2 separate regions of the Mus musculus genome follow, and region 1 is linked to region 2. Evidence: chromatin contacts called from ENCODE Hi-C or POLR2A ChIA-PET data. All regions are on one chromosome and are shown on one strand. The core of a region is the stretch at or near the end of the contact, and the rest is flanking DNA. Distances in the headings are between cores, read along the strand shown.

Evidence for each region. Hi-C counts contacts between places; a loop is a spot of excess contacts on that map. ChIA-PET counts read pairs that join two places held with the same protein, here RNA polymerase II (POLR2A).
Region 1: a map of Patski shows a loop between it and region 2 (3-fold over the local background). The contact joins the promoter of Polg here to the promoter of Isg20 in region 2. A Hi-C loop is called at or near these places in 1 of 37 maps with a recorded cell type or tissue (Patski). POLR2A ChIA-PET finds 5 or more read pairs at or near these places in 1 of 5 experiments (Patski).

The regions. Positions count from the first base shown.
Region 1 is chr7:79,462,768-79,469,592 of GRCm38, forward strand. Polg (polymerase (DNA directed), gamma) reads right to left here and starts at 3,506. Exons shown (of 23, transcript NM_017462.3): 1 at 3,303-3,506; 2 at 1,837-2,604. The coding sequence starts at 2,444. n-TRtcg5 (a tRNA gene) reads left to right here and starts at 3,652; the gene lies at 3,652-3,724.
Region 2 is chr7:78,912,199-78,919,137 of GRCm38, forward strand. It overlaps Isg20 (interferon-stimulated protein), which reads left to right and starts at 1,567. Exons shown (of 4, transcript NM_020583.5): 1 at 1,567-1,844; 2 at 2,124-2,376; 3 at 4,335-4,535. The coding sequence starts at 2,149.

The sequences.
Region 1 (6,825 bases), core at 2,256-4,755, 550 kb after region 2:
AGGGCTCAAGAATGCTACATACGGGCTGGTGAGATGGCTCAGTGGGTTAGAGCACCCGACTGCTCTTCCGAAGGTCCAGAGTTCAAATCCCAGCAACCACATGGTGGCTCACAACCATCCGTAACAAGATCTGACTCCTTCTTCTGGAGTGTCTGAAGACAGCTACAGTGTACTTACATATAATAAATAAATAAATCTTTAAAAAAAAAAAAAAAAAAAAAAAAAAAAAAGAATGCTACATACTTGAAGCTATGACAATGACAAGAACTTCAGTTAACAGAAGTCAAACTGGTGTCTAGACACAAGCCTGCAGCTGTGTATGAAGCCATCTTAATATAAACTTAGGTATGATTAAAAAAAAAAAAAAAAAAGGAGAGCCAAACTTCAGATCAGCTGGAATCCATGTTATCAATGCTGAATGAAGTTCTCCTTAGACTCCCAAACGCCAAGGGCCTGGGTGATCTCCCTTCAGGCAAGTGACTGATTAAAGCCCTTACCACAAGCCTTCTGGAAGCTACCTTCTGGGAGGCCCAGCTGTCTGCCCCACTCCTACAGGCTGTGTGCTGGTCAGGTTATACACCCGGGTGGCAGGTAACGTGGACATGCTGTCCACAGCTATAACAGTCACATGACAAGGAGAAAGGTCTTCGCGCAAGCCCAGACCTCAGCACTGGCTTCTGCAGTCAGGCAGACTCTGTGGTGCCCCCAGGCCCACTGACAGAATGGAATGAGAATGGAGGCAGAATGGGAAGGAGAGAGAAGTGAGGAAGATGGAAAGGTGGAAAGGAAGAACAGGGACTTGACCTGTCCAAAAATGCCCAACTGACCAAAAACCTCATGGGCACTGCTTCCGTCCAGCCACCCAAACCTGCTCTATCTTTTCAGACGATGGCTTGCTGTTCCCCTGGACTCTGGCCACCACGTCACATGAGCCCTGTGCTTCTTATCTCAGCTTCAACTAAGTCACCGAGGACGAAACCATCTAGATGCGCTCGTTCCAGCCAGGAGTGCCTACCTTAGCTATTTAGCCATGCTTTCACCATTTTCAACTGCATATATAACATTTCGCAGCTTTCTTTACAAAGATGGAGCTTCCAATAGGAATAAAGAAACTGCCAACTTTTTTTTTTTTTTTTTTTTTTTTTTTTGCTGGCCATGCCTGAAAGCATTAAGGCTGTAAATAGTATTTTAATCCTGGAACGAAGAAGAATAAAAAGGGGGAGAAACAGTACTGCCATCATTGCTTGAAAAAGAAACCTGGGTAGCACTTAGAAAGTTATTTAAAAAGAAAAGGAAGAGACTGGATATACTTCTTTGAGACCAAAATCTCTACTTAGGAGGAAGTACTAATTCTTGGCTGGGGGGTGGGCAAGACTAGGCTACCTTCACGGGCATTCGGAAAGATCTGGCATTTACGGAAGACACTGGGGATGTGAGCACTGTAAACCGCCTAGAGCAATCCCACCTCAGGAACACCTTCCTGTGCAAACTAACCGTCGGCACTCCCAAAACCAAACACGGGACAAATGGCTTTTCAGACTAACTTCTCACGGAAGCTTCTTGGGGGTCAGGATTGAGGCACAAACTCGTGGTCATCTTAAATGGTCTCTCAGTCTGTCTCAAACACAACACGGTATCCTCCGAATGGGCCCTGATATGCGCTTGGGTGTTGCCTGGAGCCTATGCACCTTCCCACCATAGCGAGCCTCACAGAAGCAGGATTAAGCAGGTTGAGTAACCTGCACACAGAGGGAACTCAGAAAATGTTCTCCGAACCAAACCATTAAGCTGGGCCCCCTACAAACGGTAGTCCCCTGTTGCTAACCCCCGACTTACCAGGCCGAGGGGGATATGGCCACCGCCAAAGTGGGGCAGGTTCCCTCTGCCAAGCAGACCTCCACGTCGAACACCAGGGCCCGCTCCTCGGGGATGGCCACGGGTTCGGCCTCCCCCTCGGGGCCGTACCGGGTCCAGCCCTCCGCCCAGGCCCAGCTCTTGGGCTCGGGGGGCAATTGGGCCTCCAATAACGAGGCGGCCGCCTCCAAGTAAGGCAGGCTCTGCTTCTGGGCCAGGAGGCGGAAGTGCTGGTCCAGGTTGCCCCCGAAGAGCCGGGGCAGGCGCAGCTCCACGTCTGGCAAGGGCGTGGCCGGCTGCCCCCAGAGCCCGTGCTTCTGCAGGTGCTCTACGCTGCGCTGCACCGCGGCCTCGTCGGGCATTTCCCCGCCGCACCCGAAGATCTGCTCGTGCAGGCCTCTCGACAACATCTGGATGAGCAGAGGGTTGAGCCGCAGCTGCCCATTCTCGGAGGAGGGCATTTGCGACGGCGGCCGCCCGTCGCTGGGGACGGGGTCGAGGACGGAGCTGGAGACCCAGCGCGCGGTTGCTGGTACTGGCCCTGAGGCGACCTTGGCGCCAGCCACCTTCTTCCAGAGCAGGCGGCTCATGGTTGGTGCAGGGAGCCCCCCGCTGTGAGTCGGGGCACCGGGCTTTGGGCTCCAGCTTGACTGCTTTTAGTGGCCGAAAGACTCAGAGAGAGACGCGTCCCCTCTCTGTGCTCCTGTCAGTGAAATAGGTCTCACCATGCCTGCCTTCCTCACACAAGTCCTAAAGGAGACAGACGATAAAAGTGTTATTACAAGTGTCACGGACTTGAACAAACCGCTTATCCCGCAACAAACATCTGCTGCGTGCCAAACAAGCATTTTCTCCACTTGATCTTAGCCAAAAGGCCAGAGCGGAGTAGGGACATTTTTCTGTTACGCCTCCAACAACCTTAAGAAATGGCACTGCCCCCTCCCGAGGACAGGGCCACACCGGCTCGGCAGTTAACTTGGGAGAAGCCGCTGGAGATGCTGAAATGGGGAGACGCAGACAGACCAGGGTTCTGGCTCTCCAACTGCGTGACCTTGGCCCAGCTCCTTAGGCCCCGACCTCCTCCTCTGTAAAATGGGGTTAAGAACTCTAGAGCCACGGGCCACTGCTGTAAGAGTGGCAGAGGGCGCGCTCGTCGAGTGGCCCTAACCCCAGTAGGCGCTCGGCAGACAGCAGTTGCCAGTCCCACCCCGCCGGCGGCCCGAGGGCCTAGCGCCCCAACTTCGAAACCCGCCGAACGAGCCACAGCCTCGGGGTCCGCACCCACACCCGGGCGGGCCTAGGGCGCCCTGGTCGGGGCGTCGGCGGCCACCCCCGCACGCCGGGACACAGGGTCCCCGCCGCAGCCGCCGCCCTGCTCCCGGCCCGGCTTCCCGAGTGGAGAGGGAGCAGCCGCGCCCGGCCCTCCCCCTGCCGAGCCCGCCGGAAACCTCGGTCCGCTTCGCGCTTCCCGTTCTGCGGCAGCCCACAGCCCCGGCGACGACGCGGCGTCCGCGGCGCGCGGCCCACGCAGCCTCAGGGTGGCGTGCGGTCTCGGGAGCAGCCGCAACTTCCCGTCTGCGCGAACTGGGTCCCGCGGCTACCCAGAGGCAGGCGGGAGACTCCCCCGAGCGTCCAATAAGAGCGCCGCCAATGGAGCCGCCCGCCCGCGGGGGTGCAGAGGGACTTCCGGGTGAGGTCCTCCGCTACTTCCCTCCCCACGGAAAAGATAGACCAGTCTGACGCGAGCCTGAAGGCGGCTACACGCTTTAAGCTAAGTAAAGGCACCTTCTCGCTGGCGGCCGCGTGGCCTAATGGATAAGGCGTCTGACTTCGGATCAGAAGATTGCAGGTTCGAGTCCTGCCGCGGTCGACTTGTATGTTGTTTTTATCTGTCAGTTTGTTAATCCCAAGATTCCCTTTGGAAATAAAGCGAAATTGACCGTAGTGGTTATGACCAACTTCTAGTCTAAACTTAATTCTTGGAACTCAAGGATCTGAGCAAACAACTGTCAGGGTGACACATTGCTTAAACGGTGACAGCGGTCGAGAGCCTTGTCCCGGATGGAGAGTGGAGCAAACGGAGCACGTGCCGTCCGAAGTCTAGATTTGTCACCTATGGACCGCAAAGGCTAAGCCTCGATGGAGTCTCCTCCCTCCTATCCCGGACAATGATGCTGGGGGTTGATGCTGTTGAGTCCGATTGGTCGCGCCCACCGGGCACAGCTGAAGCACGTCCCGCTTCAGAGATCTGTCAATCTCTGGGTCCACCTCCCGTTGCTCCGGTTGTTTCTGCTCCCAGCTCTCCGTAGAGGGTCAGCTGCAAAGGGTCAGGCGAATATGGCCTGGGTGAATAACTGGGACCCAGGGATTCAAGTCGAGAGTCCCGTACGAGGAAAGAAAAGATCAGGATTGCTTCAGGCAGACTAGGGGGCACAAGCAGCTGATTAGGGAAAAAATTCGGACCGCGCTGAACGGCAGCCCCCACTTCCAACCAGCGAGACCACCCGGACGCTGAGAACTGTGTACAGGAGAGAGGGTCTTTGACTTTTTTCAGGAGTCGCTCCTCTATCCGCTTTTCCTGTCACTAGCAGCGGCAGGGACTCATACAGAACCCTTCTCCTTTCTCCTTTTCTTAGTTTCTTCCCCCTCTTTTGTCTGTCTGTCTGTCGGCCTGTTTGCTTGTTTGTTTGTTTTTAACGATGAGGTCTCACATTGTAACTTAGAACTTACGCGGTAGCCCTGGCTGCCCTCCCGCCTCAGTGCTTGAACTACAAATATCCACAATCTAGCTCTCCAGCTGAGACATTCTTATACATTTTTCTAGATGTACTTAATAGACATAAAGTGATTTTTGTTTGTTTGATTGGTTGGTTATCAGTTTTATATATATACACACACAAACCAGAGTCAACTAGATAAGAGATTCCTTATTTTGTGATTCTTCTTGCTTTTACATAACTTTGCTCAGTTTATTTTGCTATAAGGTGAAAAAGGAGAGGCTCTTAACTCAGGAAGCCTCCGAGCAGGAAAAACAATTTCATTTTTATTTCATAGTCTCCTACTGAAATTCAGTGTTCTCTTCATCTGTGAGCCTAGGCAAGCTGCCACGTGGCGCTAGCCATACCCGTGCCTTGTTCTCAACGGTGTTATACTCGCTGTAAATTTTTCAAAACTTTGATTGCAGCCATTGGAGTTTCAAAGAGCGGTAGCTGCGAGGAAGAGCCTAGAAACTGCGATTTAATGGACTAACAAACCCCGCATCATCAGGAAGCAGTGATGCACATCTTCAACCCCAGAACGCTGTGTTGGAGCCCTCCCCTGGGCTGTGGGAATAGCTCAGTGGGGGGAAGAGCATGGCTTGCAAGAGCGAGCACCTACCTGAAGCCGTGAAGGGAGGGAATACGTGAGGGGGGGGGTACGCGGGGGGGGGGGGGGCTGCCACACCCAGAGACTCACAGATCACCCGATCTAATCAGCAAAATCTGGGTCCCCATGAGAGGCCTGGTTTCAGAAGGCAAGATAAACAAGTCCTGAGAAACAAACATCCAAGGCTGACCTCTGGTCTCCACATACACATGCCTGTGTTAAATTGACATCTGACCCACAAAGAAACAAATACCCTATTAACTGATCTTCCCCCACCCCACCTCCAGCATGCCTCAAATAATCTCTGTCTCCTGTCTCTGGCTCCTGCTGAGTGTGTCTGTTTTGGGGGTGGGGGTTGCCTGAGGAGTTTTATATTTGTTTATTTTTGAGGCCAGGTCTCACTATGCAGCCCTGGCTGGCCTGGAGCTCATTATGTAGACCAGGTCCACTCTCACACAGAGAAATCTTCCTGCTAGGATCTTTGAGCCTCTGTAAAACCCATAACAGGGCCAAACTCCTGGAGTTATTAAAGATGACATGGTTACATGGTATAGTGTTGTAGGTGTGTGTTCAGCCTCGTTCCTTTGGAAGTTAGTGAGTCCACCAACTAGTTCTCTCTCAACTTTGAATTTCCGATCCTCCTGCCTCTACCTCCAGAGTGCTCAGATCACAGGCTGCACCACTCTACACCTGCTTTATGAAGATGAAACCCAGAGCTTGCTGTGTGCTAGGCCAACACTCTACCAACAGAGCCACATCCCACAGCCCTACGGACTAATTGGAGAGGCCAGCAGAGTTACTTAAATGGCTCAGGAAACCACAGGAGCCACTATGGCCACCAGGAAGTTAGCAAATGTGAGGGATGCAGGAAGAGCAGACGGAGACATTTGGTCTCCTTGGCCAGTGGAGTCACCCAAAGCCTGCCTGGTGACCTACCCAGTACTAGATTGTACTGGGGAGCAGAGCTGATGATTTCGGGGTTCGCCACTAAGCACTGCACAGTGAAGCAGTGAGGTACCCTTTTCTCTGGGTTCAAGTATCAGATAGGTTCTCTCACTGAAGAGTGTGCCAATCAGTTAGGCTGGCTGGCCAATATCCCGAGTTCAGATGGACAACGAGCAACCCCAATGCCTGGTGTGCTATGTGACTGCTGTGTCTTCCAGCTGTCCGCTCTAGGGCAAGCAGCCCTACCTCCCTATCACTCTTATCTCCCCATTAATGAAAGAGGATAACAGTTCCGTTGTCGCTTCAGCAGGCACGGAGAGATAACAGGGGACAGACAATAGCCTTAGAACAGGCGCCAGCAAGCCGGTGGTCAGCACTGATCACCACCACTAAGTGAAGGCCAAGCCCTGGGATGGAGCTCAGTATGAGGCCTGAGTTCAGTCCATGAGAGGATGCAACAGCACAAGGGGGCAGGAAGGAGAATTCCTCAGATGCCTCAAACCAGAGAGAGCAAGAATCTACTCCCAGCACTGGAGAGGAAGAAGCAGGGAGATTAGAAATTCAAACTCATCTGTGACTATGTAATGGATTCAAAGCCAACCTGGCCCTGCCTCAAGAGAAAAGAAAAAAGAAAAGAAAGGAAAAGAAAAGAAAAGGGTA
Region 2 (6,939 bases), core at 317-2,816:
ATTTAAATCTACTCTTGACTCCGGTGGAGTGGACCATGACACTCCATTGAGAGGACTGTGACAATCAGTCACGTAGGGACAACAGCTGAGGTCCTTCCACGAGCCAATGAGGCATTCCTAACATCCACCGTGAATAAGCAGTTTGGACAAGCAATGGCTGTTTCCTTCAAGGACCGCCCCGGGGGGCAAGCCTTTGTCCTACAGAGCAGTGCTCAAGTCTCCGAAGCAGGTCTGAAACTAAGCCGGATTCCCTGTTTTTAGCCCCACCCCACCCTCATCCCTTCAACTCTTGGGGTTTCCATGCCCAGGAGTTTGAGAACCACAGTTTCCGACCCAGTGACAATGAACTGGGGCCCCTATCTTAGGTTTCATTTCCTCTCCCCTGAGCGGTATGACCCACAAGCCCCGCACCCCAGCGGAGAGAAAGGAACATAGCCTAGCGCCTCTGTGTTTTATCTCCCCGAGTGGCAAAGCGAATGCAGATCCATATATATTCTTCCTTTGGCCTCTCTCTCTCTGGTGTGTTCTGCAAGCGCTCCCCTCTTAGAAAGCTGAGTCTGTTTCTGATCCGCGCATACCTCAGTTTGTTTATTAGAATACTGAACGTTCCCTGCGTGTTAGGAATAAGCAACAGGGGCTCCATGATTCAGGGGAGGAGTTTTCTTGTCGCTATGAGAGACCAGCCAGGGGCATCCAGAAGAGTCCAGAGCAGAGAGGAAAAGCAGCAGACTGCCTGCCCATGGACAGGACCATCTCTCAGGAGCAGAGAAAATAGGAGTGGGGAGCTAGAGAAGAGAATAGTAAGAGCGGCAGGGGGTAGAGTGGGGATATTGCTGGTTTTAAGGAAAACGGACGGGGCTGAGGTGGAAGGGCCTGGGAGCTAGCAGAGCGGAGGAGTCAGGGAGGTGAGAGGGGTCAGAAGGCCAGTGCAGAACAGGTACATGTGAACATGTGTCATGTGAAGGAGTCTGCAGGCTAGCATGGGCTGTCATGTGGACCCACAGAACTGTTCTGACAGGTTTCTGAGGAACTCTTTGTGAGAACTTTGAGCTATACACAAGAAACCCTATAGTCCAGCTTGAGCTGCGGGCCAGACTGTCATTTTGGACAAAGACAGTGGGCCTGCCCTTTATTTCAGGGGGCTGGGGAGGGTTCTTGGAATTTTTCCTTTTGGACCTAATAATAGGTATCACTCTAAGGATTCTAAGTCCCAGCCCAGGAGACTAGAACCCAGGAGGAAGAACAGCCTGGCTTGAGGCCCTCTAAAGGTCTGCTGCTGTTTGTCAACTCTCCCAGGTAGAGTCTCTGCCCAATGAGGCACCAAGGACTAGACCCTCCTCCTCCCCCAACCCCTTGCTGCCCTTCCCAGTTAATGGTACCAGCATCTCAAGAACTGCTTGCTCTGTCCTCAGAAAACCTCCCAGGGTAGCACACTGACAGCAGGTCCCAGAAGTTGTGGGACCTTCCCCAGGCTCCAATCCCGGAGATGTTTATTCTCTGGGTGGAGGGTGAGAAAAGCAAAGAAAGATGTTGCAATCCACTCCGTCCACGTCAGACACGTCATCCGAAAGGGAGGAGTAGGGCAGGGCCAGAGGAGGGACAGCCTGACGCGGCCACCAGCCCTGACTCAACCTGCCAGCCCCCTTACCTGGCCAGCCTTGAGGAGATGGAACAGCCCAGGCTACAAGGCCTGCCCCCACTCCTCAACTTCCCTTGATAATGAACCAGAAACTGAAACTAAAACAGGCAGGCTCCCCGTTAGAGATGAGTCACTTCCCAAAGTGACTGAAGTAGCCGAGAAGTGGAAACAGAGGGGCAGAAGAGAACCCAGGGCACTGAGACAGGTGAGAGCAGGTACCAACCACATAGCTGCCCAAACTGGGAGGCAATGGGAGGGGGCTTCGAGGTGGGACAGCCAGACAGGACCAGCAAGCTCTGGGACCTATAGCACACAGAAGCTGAAGGCTGGCAAGAGGCCAGCTTCTGTTGCCAGGTGGCACTGGAGATAATGGGCAGGGCTCAGGGTGTAGTTTGGCAGGGTGGTGGCCCAGGATGCCTGGAGGGCTGTTGGTTCTTGACTGACAGCCTGGCTCTCCCCCACCCCCCACCTCCCCATCCTCCAGGGCTTTCTGAGGGTCGCCAAGGAGCATGGCAGGCATCCCAGAGGTGGTGGCCATGGACTGTGAGATGGTGGGGCTTGGGCCTCAAAGGGTGAGTGGCCTCGCCCGCTGCAGCATTGTGAACATCCATGGCGCAGTCCTGTATGACAAGTACATCCGACCCGAGGGAGAGATCACGGACTACAGAACCCAAGTCAGCGGGGTCACGCCTCAGCACATGGTGAGGGCCACGCCATTTGGTGAAGCCAGGCTAGAGGTAAGTGAAGAAGGAGCAGGAGTCGAGGCACATTTGTCCTTCCACCTCAGCTCCTTCCTAGGGTCTGTGGTCTGTGACTCTCCCATGAGGAATTTCTCACATATTTGAGGGAGGGAAGGACTCTGGGTCTCCCTATCACAGCCCTCAACTAAGTTAGTCTCCCCACCACCAGAGAATCTTAGGCTCCCATCTGCAGCTGTTTTCAGGGCATCTTTCTGGTCCAACTTTCCGGTCTTATGATGGGGACATTGAGTCCCACCTGATGTTCCTTCTCTTCTACATCGCACTGCTCTGGTGAGCCTGTGAAATGAGGTTCTGAGGCTGAGCTGGCTCTGACTCAGAGGCCAGAGGCTCCTGGGCTGAAGGAGACTGTGTTCCCAGACTGCGTGCTCTGGGCCACTGAGGCCCGAGGTTCTTACCCTTTAACCTTGTGTCCATGTCTTCCAGACATGTAGGACACGGAGCTGAGCACTCTAAGGGCTGCCCATCCTCCCACTGGGCCGCCAGATAGATCAGGCTTGCTCATCCGCTGTGTGGCAAGCAGCCAGGCTCTGCTACTGCCCACTGGGTGGAAATCCCAGTACCCTGATGGTGCTTAGCAAACCGCCCCCCACCCCCCAGATTGCCCAAACACTAGTAGCACTTGTCACACTTGTGCATGTGCGCTCTGGGAGGGATAGGTAGAGGGGCAGTGTGCCAGGGCCAGTGGGCAGGAGTTATGTGTAAGTTTATTTGCCTGCCGTATGGGATTTTCTGGGCTTATTTCTGTGTATGACTTTCCTTCAGGGCTTCCCCAGCCCCGGGAGTTCCATTCCCCATCATTTGTTTGCTTGCTGTTAAGATAGGGTCCCATGTCGCTCAGGCTGGCTTTGATCCTCCTGCCTCTATCTGCCCCAAATTCTGGGGTTTACAGGCATGTGTCATGGTACCCGGTTTATATGGGCCAGACGCTAGGTCCTCCAATGCTAGGCAAGCACTCTGCCAGTTGAGCCACACTCCAGCCTTAGTTATTAATCTTTAAAGAGGACTATGAAAGAATTTGCAAATATTTAAAATGGTCAGAGACACTTTGGGCAAAGTCATTGGCTCCTGTGTGTTTCTGTTGCTCTCTTTTGTAGAATCCTGGTAAGTCCAGCCTCCTTCCTAACGGAGCTAGTTTTTGTAGCCACTGAACAGACCCACCAACTTCATATGTTAAGACAATGTGGACTTGTTATCTTACCGTTCTTCATTTCAGAAGTCCAACCTGGGCCTAGTGGGACTAAACTTAAGGGGTCTGCAAGGCTGGCTCCTCAGGCTCCTTACCAGCTTCTGGGGGTGCTGGAGCCCCTTGGCCTTAGTCCTTTCTCCATATTCAGAATGACCAACAGCCCACAACTTCTTTTCATGAAGAACCCCTAGTCTTCAAAAATAAGGGCCCTGTGCTAATGGGGATCTGTTCTGGAGCCCTCTTGTCCTCTTTGTCCAGTGTTAGGGATTGGATCTTATAACTTTCCCGATGAGCTACAATCCCAGTGTAAAATTCCCCCTCTTTAAGTATTACCATCTGGCTAACAATTTAAGTTCCACATGCACCTTAGCCCTACCCACACCCTCATCCCTGATCCAGGGATCACAGATTCTCCTCAGAGGGTTCTGGATAACGTTTGGGAGGTCATTGCTTGCCCTGCCACAGCGGAGTTGCCAAGGAGATTAAAGGACATAGTCTATGTGCTGTTTATCCTTGTAGGCCCCATCCCATGAGCCATGGGAGCAAGCCAGGGTAGGGAGCCTCACACACTAAGACTGCTTTGAGAAGAGCTTTGGACCTTGCTTCCCTCCAATGAGGGAGGAGGACTTGCCCAAGGCCAATTAGCGACCCCAGGAGTGGCCAGCTAGCTTCATGACTCTGGGGAAGGGGGGGGGGTACCCCACCTGGAGCACCCAGGGTGGACATGTGTCCATGTCTTTCTGGACAGATCCTGCAGCTTCTGAAAGGCAAGCTGGTGGTGGGCCATGACCTGAAGCACGACTTCAATGCCCTGAAGGAGGATATGAGCAAGTACACCATCTATGACACGTCCACAGACAGGCTGCTGTGGCATGAGGCCAAGCTGCAGTACTACAGCCGAGTGTCCCTGAGGCTGCTGTGTAAGCGCCTGCTACACAAGAACATCCAGGTGAGGAGTCTCCCGGCCCCCATGACCCTTCTTGTCTCTCTCTCTTCTCCCTCCTCCCTCTCGTTCTCCCTCTTCCCACTCAGATGCTCTTTCTCTTTCTCCTTCCTCTCCTACTCCTCCAAGCAAGGAGTTCTCCTCCTTTCTTCCTTAGTCCTCCCTCTCCTTCCTTGCTTCTAAAAGTGAGGGTCTTCCTCTCCCTCCTCCCCACACTCCCACTCCTCCCAAGGGCAGATCAGTCCCACCTGCCTAAGCTGGCTCCAGGTAAGGAACCTCTGCAGCCTGCTGGCTCTAGGCCTCATCCATCCTCCAGGACGCCACACCAACACGTGAGGATTCGCAGTGCAGATGTGTGACCCCCAAGACTCTTCCCTCCACTCCCCAGAGACTGGATGCTTGTATGTGTGATGTGTCTTTGCCTGCAGGAGACCAGAGCCCGGGAAAGGAACTCAGGAAGCCTCTTTGTGAGGTGCTCCAGGAGCACCCATAGGGAAGGGAAAGGAGAGAGCCCCTGGTTTAGACTCCTTGGTTTAAACCCTGGGCATCACGAGACTGATGCCATGGCAGCTGCCCTCCTTACAGGGAAGTGACGGAAAGCCTGCATCTCCCATGGCCGTAGTGACCTGACAGCTGGGCGTTCCTGCCCTGGATCAATCATTGCTGTTCCTGGGTGCCACCTCCTTGGCATGTGGCATGGGACTCACCCTCACCCAAGAAAGAAGAACCTTGGGTGGGGGACAAACACTACACAAGGGCTCTCCTGGTCAACAAGTTTCTTTTGTTTTGGCTTTGGTTTTCAAGACAAGGGTTCTTTGTGTAGTCCTGGCTATCCTGGAACTCTCTCTGTAGATCAGGCTGGCCTCGAACTTACAGAGATCTGCCTATCTCTGCCTCCTGAGGGCTGGGATTTAAAGGTGTAAGCCAGCACTGTTCAGCTGTTTTTGTTTTTGTTTTTGTTGTGGTTGTGTTTTGTTTTGTTTTTTAATTTTATTTTCAGCACTGGGGGAATCAGACCCAGAGCTTTGAACTTAACACGTGGAGCAAGTACCCTACTGTGAACTACATCCCTAGTCAGCCTTTGTTCTCTTACAGTAGGCTCTGGCTATGTGGCCTTATGTTGGTAAATTCATAATCCTTCTCCCTCAGCCTTCTGAATACTGGTATCGAAGGTGTTATGACTGTGTCAGACACTGGAGGTGAGCACGCCATACCCCTGTCTAGGAGGAACTCTTGGTTCCCAGGGGCAGGCCCCCAGCACTGTCCAATAGAAGGTAGGGGGTAGTGGGGGTTAAGACTCAGTTGGCTGAGTGCTTTCCTAGCATGCGCAAAGCCCCATGTTCAGTCCCCAGCACCACATAAACCAAGCATGGCCTGCGCCTGAGTTCTAGCACTTGTGAGGTAGAACGGGAAGATCAGAAATTTCCGGTTACCCTCAGCCACAGAGGCTAACCTTAAAATATGGGTGTGGGGCATAGTATCCCTGGGATGGGGAAAATGGTGGTCGATAGGATAGGAGAGTAAATCCCAGCACCATTTACAGGACCAAAGTCACAAAGGTCTAGAGAGAGAAAGGAGAGGGCTGGAGAGGGTCCAAGAGGGTCCATGAGGGCCTGGACTGTGGGGCTAACTTGACTGAGTGAATGGCTAGTGGCATGGAGCCCCATCCCGTATTTGTAGAGATTGTGTTGGAAGCAGGGGTGGGCCTGAACCTGGCTGGTCTGTCAGTCTCCTGACCTAGGATAAAGGTCCTGACTTTTCTTGTAACCTGGGGGCATGTGGTGATCTGGTGTGCCTGGTGACTCAGGAGCCCTACAAGGATATTTGTGTACCTGTCCCTCCCTACCCTCTGTAGCTCTCAGCTCAGGCCTTGTTCTGGGAAACCTTGAACCTGGTCTGCAGGCCTCTTAAGCTCTGTTCCTCAGCTGTGTTAGTTCTCCGGTTCACTCTCCTCACCAGCTCCCACCTCACTGATGTCCTCAGAACCTGCCCTTCAGCTCCTGCCTGAGGGGAATCACCCTGCTGATCACCTCAATGAGAGCTGGCCCAGGCTTGTCACAGTCAGGTGCTGATGCCGCCCTTCAAGGGCATGAGCACCACAGGAGGCGAGGGAAAGGCCCTCTGTACTCAGCCCTAGGGCATGTTGGGAACTGCTGAACTTCTCGTGCCTTTGGAGCAGGTGTACCCAGATCATTTTACAGAAGAGGAAGCAGGCACAGATAGGTTGGAAACTTGCCTGAGGCCCCGGGAGGGTGTCTAAAACTGGGACCAAGGCCAGAACTACCCTCTTCTCATGGCTGACACCTCCCACCCCACACAGAAGATGCTCCAGCCACCTGCAGCTTCCACCTCAGATAGCAAAGCAGTAGACTTCAGAAACCTGTCCTTAGTTCCCTTGCCTGGCAAGTGA